Regions from separate parts of the Homo sapiens genome. Here region 1 is linked to region 2. The links are chromatin contacts, found by Hi-C or POLR2A ChIA-PET in ENCODE. All regions are on one chromosome and are shown on one strand. Each heading gives the region's core, a stretch centred on a gene start or an enhancer-like site at or near the end of the contact. The rest is flanking DNA. Distances are from core to core; before and after follow the strand shown.

Evidence for each region. A loop is a pair of places that touch in the nucleus more often than their neighbours do. ChIA-PET counts read pairs that join two places held with the same protein, here RNA polymerase II (POLR2A). Pooled maps may share reads with other maps.
Region 1: a loop to region 2 is called in a map of CD4-positive, alpha-beta T cell, with 2.5 times the contacts of the local background. The contact joins two enhancer-like sites. A Hi-C loop is called at or near these places in 5 of 168 maps with a recorded cell type or tissue (CD4-positive, alpha-beta T cell, CD8-positive, alpha-beta T cell and naive thymus-derived CD4-positive, alpha-beta T cell) and 10 of 50 pooled maps. POLR2A ChIA-PET finds 5 or more read pairs at or near these places in 7 of 52 experiments (HEK293, T-cell, activated B cell and 3 more).

What each region holds. Positions count from the first base shown.
Region 1 is chr6:90,192,607-90,197,775 of GRCh38, reverse strand. All of the region lies in intron 4 of BACH2 (BACH transcriptional regulator 2), which reads left to right. Among named protein-coding and RNA genes, the nearest start is that of BACH2, 100 kb to the left of the region's middle. RefSeq lists a silencer at 2,852-3,146. Within about 2 kb of position 3,324, at least 3 of the 41 ENCODE cell types and tissues checked have a DNase peak (open chromatin) inside an H3K27ac peak, as active enhancers do.
Region 2 is chr6:90,232,456-90,237,306 of GRCh38, reverse strand. All of the region lies in intron 3 of BACH2 (BACH transcriptional regulator 2), which reads left to right. Among named protein-coding and RNA genes, the nearest start is that of BACH2, 62 kb to the left of the region's middle. Within about 2 kb of position 3,231, at least 3 of the 41 ENCODE cell types and tissues checked have a DNase peak (open chromatin) inside an H3K27ac peak, as active enhancers do.

The DNA of each region.
Region 1 (5,169 bases), core at 2,075-4,574, 40 kb after region 2:
GGACTGCCCTGGGCCGTCCTTCATCAGGAGTTTTAATTGCATGTTGATTGAACTGGTAGGTTCTTGTCCTACATCATCATGTTGGACTAAGCCCACAACAGCCATGCAGCCTCAGTAAAGAGGCCCTTTGGATACTCAAAGTGTGCTGCTGCCTTTTTCTTTGTGACTGGTGATGGCTGGGTTCCTACAACAACGGCCAGGGGATTCTGACCTTTATGAATCAGGCAGAGGAATGCTTCTGTCTTCTTTCTCCAAGTCCTCAACTCTGCCCTTTTTCTGTCAATTAGTAGGCCTTAATAGATACAATTAAGAGAATTCTACTTAGTTAATTGGTGATTGGAAACATGATTATTTAGGTACTTAATCTGTGGTTTGTCCATCTCTAGAATATTAACAATTGATTTTTGCCTGATTTTACAAAGGTATCATCTCAGTGGGATTGCTATGTATGAAAGGAAATTTATAATGGAATGATTGCTTCCAATCCAGTTTATTAATTTAAGTACGTAATACTTTAGATTGGCTTTATTTTCCCTTCATTTTTGTGATACAGAGGCCTTATAACGTATAGCTGTTTGCTGGTATTCTTCCCAGCTTCCTATTGTCCTTTGTCTTCGTAAAATAAGCCTAGCAGTATTTTCTATATTTTCAGAGAATCTTGTGCTTTTGAATATATGTACATCATTGGCTTTGTTTTTAAAAAAACTTCATACTGTGTGATAAAATTAATGTAATAAAAAGGTAGAGATGCCTATTTACAATTTGCAGAATAATTTGCAGAAACTCCTCAGTTACTGTTCAGAAGACACATATTTCTAGTCCAGTAGACATCTAGTAAATGATGTTTACTTTTAAATGCAGAGATTTGATTTGACTAATCATAGTTTATATGTTCTTCTGGTTTATTTGGTTTTCTTTTCTATTTTTTTTAATGGAATAGTTTTGTAATTTCTTACCACTCTCAAACTTTAATAAAGTGGCATCTTGAGGCTAGTTTCAGTTAAATATAAATATAAGCAATTAATTAAGATAACCAACCCTAACCAGAGAGATAAAGTATCATCGCGTGTCATAGTGATCAAGGAGCACCTGTTAATGAGAACTGTAGGAAAACTGCAACCAATCATGAAAAAAAAAGTGTTGGGTGAAATTAACAATGTCTGTGTTTCTTGTTATTTCTTAAATCCAACCCATAAACAATTTGCTGTGACAGCTCTAGGCTGGGATTACGGCATTTGGGATGAGGTCTGATTATAGCTAAAAATAGACACGTGTATTGAAGATAAGAAAAGGAATATTAAACAATTGAAATTTTGTGAAAGACTGATGCTGTTTCATTGTAATAATTTCCCCAAAGGCACATTAGTAATGCTGCTAAATACAGACTTTAATAGACTTTAATAATGTGTACTTTAGAGGCCTGATACACAAAGGAATAATGTATAAAACATTCATTATGAAAAATTGCTACCTTTTTTATTTAATAAGAAATCTGTTGAAACAAAACCTATGGCATTGTGTTCTTGGCTATTAGCAGGCTGAAGAATAATTGCTACCTTCTTTTACATTTTTTCACCTATTCTAATCAAGTTGCAATCATATTTTCTTATTTGTTCCATGAATGAAATGGAGATTAAAAAAAAAAAAAGTACTTGCATTGAATGGACCCTTGTTCAAATTGTGGCTCATTCTCTCGCTACCTTCATGATCTTGGGCAAGTTACCTAAAGTCAAAACTCCGTTTCTTTATTTGCAAACTGAGGATTGTTCTACCTATCTAACAAGGTAGGAATAAGTTAAATGTTGACACAGTGGAGTCCCTATGTAACAGACACTCAGCAAATGCTTTCTATTATGATTACTTTCTACATCTCTTTCTCTTTATGTTGCTTGTTTCTTTGAAGGACTGTAGTGGAGGAGCTGGAAGGGGGTTGAGAGTAGGAAAAAGCAATTAAAAAGATACCTTAGCTGCTCTGTAGCCAAGCCTTGCATTGGATTTCAATTTGATTTTAATGTGCTGCTGCTGAGAGCCATGCTGTTGAAAAAGAGAGAAGAGTAAGAAGCAGATGCTCTTAGAAGAACAGTGGGGCATTTATCTCTTTTAATGAGATAACATCATTAGAGTGACAAAGTGCAGCGAATCAATACTCGAAATGGACTGGCGCTATCTTCCCAAAGTGCGCTGATTGTTACACTTCACAACCTTAGAATCCGCTGAATCACGAATTCTGTCTTATCTGTTATTAGAGCCGCTGGCTTTGATCTCACAGACTAGATCCACACCTTAGGGATCTCCAGAGGAACAGGAAAACAGACTAATAGGATAAATGAGAAAAATCCAAGGTGATTTATAAACTGCCCTGTAATCAAGGAACCTCAGAGAAAGGTGGTTGTGCTTGTTTTTTCCTTGGACTTCTTTAAATGGCTACTCATAACTGCCTTCCCCTCTGCTCGCTCTCCTTGCTCTCTGTCTGCTTCTTGGTGTAATGTCAGAAACGCTAATCATGTCAGACTGTGACACTGACAGCCCTGACATTCACAACAAAGAGACAAGGAGGAGAGAGAGGAAAAGAGATGGGGGAGGGGGGAGGTGAGGAAAAGCAGCAGGAGAAGCATTTTTTTATTGCACATAAAATCCATAGCTGCAGAATCACCCACATCTGGACATGTCATATCCAAGGAAAATCAAGGAAGGCACAAGGTGAATTCCAATAGAGATTGAAACTGAGCTGGGGATTTTCCCCTCTTCTTTTAGATTTCATTGTGTAGTTTATATTAGAATTACTGTGACTATGATTTCTTCTCATCAAGAAAAAGGGCATTTACATTTATTTTTCCTTTTTCTTTACTACAGTTTTTCTCTTCGAAACAAAGCAAAGTTAAACACAGATCTTAGCAGGAAGTGTGTGCTGTCAGAGGTTTTCCAATTTATTACCAGATTCCCATAGTTTAATCTGAACAATAGCCAGTTCAGGAAAGAAGTCATGGGTGAGGGATGTTTTCTGACCATGGCAAGGCTGAATGTCATGACAAAGCTGTTCAGTGTCATCCTCAGGCCCTTGGCTTCTGCGGCACCTGCTTAAAGCTGCTGGATGCAGAAAATGCTGATGTTACCTGTTCCCTAACAGTTTGGAGTGGGCTTCCAAATACCTTTGAGACTTCTGTTTCTCTCAGGCACTTTCTCCATTTGGAATAATGCTGGTGAGTGGTCTGCAATCTCTGTCTTGGATCAGTCATGACCTGAAAATCGGCTGCCACATCTCACATGTGTTTTGAATCCAGATGCTATGATCTAAATTGAGCTCTGAGCTCAGGCTGAATCATCCTAGCTTTTCTATAAACATGAGAAGCCAGCTGCCAGCTCGGCTTTTGAGGTATTTTGAACTATAACTCTAAGTCTTACCGAAGATAGTTATCATTTCATTTTTTCTTCATGTCAGAAAAAAAAAATCAAAAATGGAAAATGGTATCCAGTATTTATTCTGTATCAGTTACCCTGTCATAAAAGAGGGTACATTTTTTGTCCATATTCAAACAGAAGGTATTCTGTACCTAGTGACTTCTTTTCAGATTGATTATAAAAATATTGAGAACTTTGGAAAAGGCTGATAACTCATTTCACAGTGTTCTCATCTTTAGTACCCAAGTAAAATTTTACATACTTGGGCTACTTGATAGAAATGCTCCACTTAATTTCAAAAAAAAAAAATTAAGTGGATTATGTGGCGTAGTTGAAGTTCCAGCAACTTTGACATTGTGACTTGTTTAATATTCTTGAGGAAATTCTACTTCTATTGGCAGAAGAGAGTAAATTTATACCCTATGGAGGATTTGAGAGAATTTACCCCAAAATATCTTCCTGTAAATTCAAATTTTCTTTGAAGTGTTTTTAATCCTAAAATTTTACATGGATTGTTCCCTGTGATATGTGATAGGTCCATGTTTGTTTTCATGTAAAATAATTTAAAATTACTTGCCACTTAAATTAATTAGGTCCTATAGTAGGTAATGACAGCTGGTATAACAGATAAGCCCTCAAAATTGAATGGTTTGACACAACTAGTTTCCTTTCTTGCTCAGCTCTCAGCCCAGTGGAAGTATTTCTGATCAGTGAAGTGCTTTTATTGAGAGGTGATTCAGGAATCCTGAACTCAGGTGCCTTCCGTCTTCTGGCCTCACCATCTATTTTGTCTGCTCAGGCTGCTGTAACAGAGTACCACAGACTGGGTGGCTTAAACAACAGAAATGTGTGGTCACACAGTTCTGCAGACTAGGAGTCGAAGATCAAGGTGTCAGCAGGGTTGGTTTCTTCTGCGGACTGTGAGGCAAGGATCTCTTCCAGGCCTTGCTCCTTGGCTTGTAGAAGGTCACCTTTTCCCGAGTCTCTTCACATCATCTTCCCTCTTTTCCTGTGTGTATCCAAATTTTCCCTTTTTATAAGGACACCAGTCATATTGGATTAGGGGCACACTCTCTTCCAGTATGACCTCATTTTAACTAATTACATCTGTAATGGTCCTATTTTCAAATAAGGTCACTTTCTGAGGTACTGGGGGTTAGGACTTCACCATGTGAATTTTGAGGGGACATAATTCATCCTGTAACACCATCTTGCAATTGTCTGCACCTCACTTCTTAATCACAGTCGCCTTGAAGTAAAGCACCATCTTTTCTCATATTCCTTTGTTGAGCACTAGTCACGTGGCTGCACCTGGAGGTGAAGTGGCCTGGGAAATGTAGTCCCGTGCTGAATAGTGATTGTGCTAGATGGCCACATGCACACACAGGAGCCACCCCATCTTTCTCAGAATGTGTATCAAACTCTCCTGTATCTTCCAGTGCTTCTGAGCACACCTGTCCAGAGAGCTCTCAAAAAGGTAATCAGTGTTCAAGTTTGAGAATCCTATTCTAGCATGGCTAGGAATGCTTTTCAGTTAACACCCTAAGGATTTATATGTAAGTGAGTGCCTAAGGTTGCTTACTGTTTTGTTTTCTTAAGAATCTAATATATTCTCAAGGGAATTTTACTTACACTAGGGTTAATCACTTTTTCTTCTTGTGAAACTAGTGAAATCCAAATGAATGAAGTTTAACTCTTAGCCAAAAACTTAGCTTGTGGTTAGAGTGATTTTCTACAGTACAGTAACTTTTTTTGTTACATGTTCTACTA
Region 2 (4,851 bases), core at 1,982-4,481:
TTGTTGAGGAGGGATGACTATTTAACTTAAGGGCCCTTCCTCTGTACTTTCAAGCTCTCCCAGATTTCTAAAACAAGAGCACTGGGCTGGGCGCAGTGGCTCACGCCTGTAATCCCAGCACTTTGGGAGGCCGAGGTGGATGGATCGTGAGGTCAGGAGATCGAGACCATCCTGGCTAACACAGTGAAACCCCATCTCTACTAAAAATACGAAAAATTAGCCGGGCGTGGTGGCAGGCGCCTGTAGTCCCAGCTACTTGGGAGGCTGAGGCAGGAGAATCGCTTGAACCTGGGAGGTGGAGGTTGCAGTGAGCTGAGATTGCGCCACTGCACTCCAGCCTGGGCGACAGAGAGAGACTCTCTCAAAAAAAAAATAAGAACATTGGCCTTCCTGAGTCCTGGAGAATGGGTTTGTACAATTTCACAGTGGAATCATGGACATAGTATAAGTGCATGTAGTTTTCAATTTTAATTTGTAGTCTCAGTTCTTTCAAGAAGTAGCTGAACAGTGACAGGCACAGTTTTCTATACAGTGAGCTAAAGTAAGATAGCTTCATGGAATCAGGTGGTTTCATATCCTGAAATCCCAGAGACTCTCTTTTTTGCTCCCTCATCTATTGCCCTGTGTTCAGGCTTTACCATTTCTCTTCTGGACAAACACAGGAAACTCTTTACCTGCCTCCTGCTTTGCACATATGGCCAGCCCCTTGGTTCATCTTCCATACTGCCAACCAAATGTTCTTTCTAAAGGCAAAACTAAACATCATGGCATGACTTTGCTTAAAATCTTCCGAAGACTTCTCTTCCTTTGCAAGGTGTCTAAATCCCAGAATGTCTCAGACCTATGTATCTTTCCAGTCTACTCTTTCTGTGCCCTGGGTAAACTGTTCGCTTCCCAAGTGCTTTGTGCTAATTGTGTGAACTCTTTCTGGGTCCCACCATGCAGGCCTGAGGTCCCTCATGGCTCAGGTTTGTCTCTGGCCTAGCATACTGTTTCTAATCGTTAGTTGACGTGCCTTCCTCACTAAACTCTAAAAAGCATTTTGAGCACTGTTTATTGCTTGCTTTTGCTTAACAAATACTGAGCCCAGCACCTGGCACCTAGGTGGTGCTCAATAAATGTTTCTTATATGATTGAATAAATGAATGAAGGAATGAGTTAGTGATATCACACAGGAAGCAGTGGTGAAGGAGACACTGCATTTAGTTAGTAAAACAGGCTTGAGCTGCAATTAACAGATTTCAGCAAGAGTGAGGCTGGTTGGTTGCTGGGTGGCCCCCATAAGGGCATAGCCCTGGTGAATAGCCACAGGACCAAAATCAGTTTTATTAGTTCTTTTTGAGAGATGTGACTTGCAAGAATTGACTTATAGTTAAATTTATGAGAGATTAATTCATAATTGATATGCTCATGTATTCTTGACAATGAAAAGAGGAAGGCCAGGCAGCACAACTGACATGGGTCATTTGCTCAGGCCACATCCTGCTGGTCAGTAAGTTCATTCAGGAGGCCCAATATTAGAACTTACTAAATTCTGAGTAAATGCATCCTTTCTAATTGTCTCTAAGGGATTGTCCATCAAGCTGGATTACCCAGAAGAAGGATTATTTTCTTTTCCTATTTAAAAATGTTTTTAAATTTAAAAAAATTTTTTAGAGACAGGGTCTCACTATATCGCCCAGGCTCAAACTCCTTGGCTGAAAGGATCCTCTTTGCCTCCACCTCCCAGGTAGCTGGGAACTACAGGCTTGTGCCACAATCCCTGGCTTTTTTAGTTGAAGGGCATTTCTCTATAGATCACTGACTTTTACAACATCCTTAACAGTAATCAAAACAGTTCTACCTTTGTAATAATAATGGCTAATTCTTGAATGTTTACTGTGTTGGGCACTGTTCTAAATGCTTTATCTACTTTGACATAATCTTCACAACCCTGTGATGTAATTACTATTATTAGCTCTGTTTTTACAGACTGGGAAACCGAGAGCAAAGATGTTAAGTGATTTATCTCTGTTCTAAGGGGTGCTGGAATTTGAACCCATGCAGATGGACTCAATACCTTTGCTTTTAACCACACACTAATCTTCCTTTCTATGAATGCAACCAGCATTTCTTGTGTTTGCTTTGTGTGACTTCGTTTAATGCTCCTAGCAACTTCTGCAAATTAGGTGTTAAATCTCTTTTGCTTGCAGCCGAAAAAAGGTCTTGGTTTTTTGGTTACAAGCAACGGACTAAAGCAAAAAAGATTTTACCATGTCTTATACCTGAGCTATCTTTAGGTCAGGTTGCTGACTATGATGATGGGTGCCCCAGTTGGTATGGGGAGGGGCAACTTTTCACAAAGGAAGGGGAGCCAATGATGGAGAAACAAAATCACATGAAGAAATGGAAGTTTAAATGACTTGCCCAAGGTCACCCAGCTAGTGAGTGCCAAAGGTGGGATTTGGCCCTAGGCTGCCTCTAGCACCATCTGGGTTCACTCTGATTTGAGTGGACCCTTTGCAAACTGTACATCCTGCTGCTGCTGTTCTTTCATCAGCAGGTTATGCTATCATAACCATAACATGTATCATTTTCTTTATTCCATTCTGGTTCTAAGAATACACTGTGACCACCTTCTTTGAACCTGGCTGTTTCCCAAATGTAGTGCACATTGTTTTATTTAATTCTAAACTATCTTTTAGGATAGTTGTATAAACAGTTTAGTTCATCTAAAATTTTAACTAAAATTTGTACTGCTTTCCACTTCTGAAAGTGACCTTTTTTTCTGACCTGGCTGCAAATTCTGGAGAAGGCTTGACTGAAGCTCTGTGAGCAGACCAGAGCTTTTTCAGGCTAAGGTTTATACAAAACATTGACCTTCATGGAAATTCTGGTTCTTGATCACTTGGGTAAGCAAGTAAGTTCATGGGAATGCCCATCTATTCACTGTCAACTCACAGCCCTACTGTACAGGTCCTTGCTGGGGAGCATGCTCTCTGGAAAGTGGCTTATACTTTGCACTTCTGAATCTGTTTGTGAGGAAATGACAGTATTTTTCCGCACTTGCACCACCGACTGAAGCGCTGATCCTTGATGTGTTTAGTTTTTACCTGTGCTCATCTCTACATCAAAAACAGAGGAAGCCACAGGAAATTGCTGCCTGTATTTCCAGGAAACTTAACTACATCATCGGCTCCCCAATCCGCACAGCCCAGAAGACCCTGATGCTGGCCTCAGTGTTGCTGATGTGGGTGGTGATAAGGGGCCGAGAGTGTTCTCATCCTGTGGCTCTGCCAGTGAAAGCCTAGAAGAGATGAAGCACTCTTCAGACTAACAGGAAAACCCTGAGTCTGGTTCTATAAGCACTTAGTCTCTGAACATGCCGACAGTGAGGGTGAAGTGAGGGATAATTCTATCCCAAGGCTAGTGGTCCTCTTTCTTTCTGCTCAGGTGTGCTATCTTGTCCCTGGTCCATAGGGCCGTGGCTGGCATTCTCTCTGATCGCAGAAAATTGAAATGATCCTGGGAAAATTGTCACATGAGCCTGTGGATGGGGTCAGGAGAGATAAAGACCATAGGATTTACACTGGCCACCAGCAGTTCCTCAAAGAATTATAATAACATAATTGTAATACCAATCGCTGATATTTATTGAGCATTGACTTTGGTGTGCCAGGCATTTTGTCGAGGACCCTATGAGCATTAATGTAATCCTCACATAAACCCCAAAAGGGACTCTTTATTATTCCCAATTGTCAGGCGAGGTACCTGAGACTCATAGAGTTTGATACCTTGTCCAGGGTCATATAGCCATTAAAGGATGCAAAACTTGAACCTAAATCTGTGTCATTCTAAGCCAGCACTATACATAGTCAAGTAGGTTTTACTGGAGGGTGGAGTGGGGCTGGCAGCCTGTGTGCACAGGCAGACGGAAGCAGACAAGATCCATCCAAGGCAGGCTGAAGACTTATACCCAGAGAAGGCTTTGGTGTACATCTGCCAAAGTGATATTCTCATGTAGAAGAAAGGATTGGGTGATAGTCCAATAAATACTTTACCACAGGGAACTTATGTGTCTTCTGGGGTCTGGCCAAAGTCATGAGTGCAAGCTCCCAAATAAAAAAAAGGTGGCTTCTCACCTCCTCATGATCCCAGCTTCCTAGCATAGCACTCTTCTCTATTTTAGCTTATCAATTCCAAATGTGATTGAAACAAGTATGAGAAATTGATGTTGCTTCAGCTTCTCTGTGAACTGAAACAAATTCTTGTTGAAACATGATATCTCCTGCCTCATGGATCAAAGAGGGATGGTCTGGAAGAGAAGCCCCCATAAATATTTGAGGCTTAATGAAGGCTATCTGTTGAATAATACACCTGTATTATTGTAAAAAGTTTTAATTTGGCCTCAGAGATACTCCCCACTAAAGCAGACAACAAAAAAGTGAGAAAATGAGGCTAGGAATTAATAAAAGATGTCAAGAAAGACCATTTAAGGACTTCTTAGAGACAGGCCATAAATGTGGTTTTGAACTTTTTGGCAGCTATTATGAAGACGGAAAGAGAAGTGTCATGGGAATCAATTTTCAAAACTTAAAAGTTCTCTTAAAATTCTAGCAGAAAAATAGTTTGCAGCTCTACACAGGTATTGGCTAGCATTAGTTTAAAGTGGTTGACATGCAGCCCTACTGCACACCTCTTTATATTCCCTTTGTGTTTAGGATTAGAAAAACTCACATAGTATGATCTATCATATGTCTACTTCTGGATTATTTCAAGATTGATAATCTGGTTTGTGTATTATCTTGGTCTTCATTTCTCTTTCCTTCTGGGCCTGTTGTTCATCTACTGGACATTTCTTTTCTTATTAAC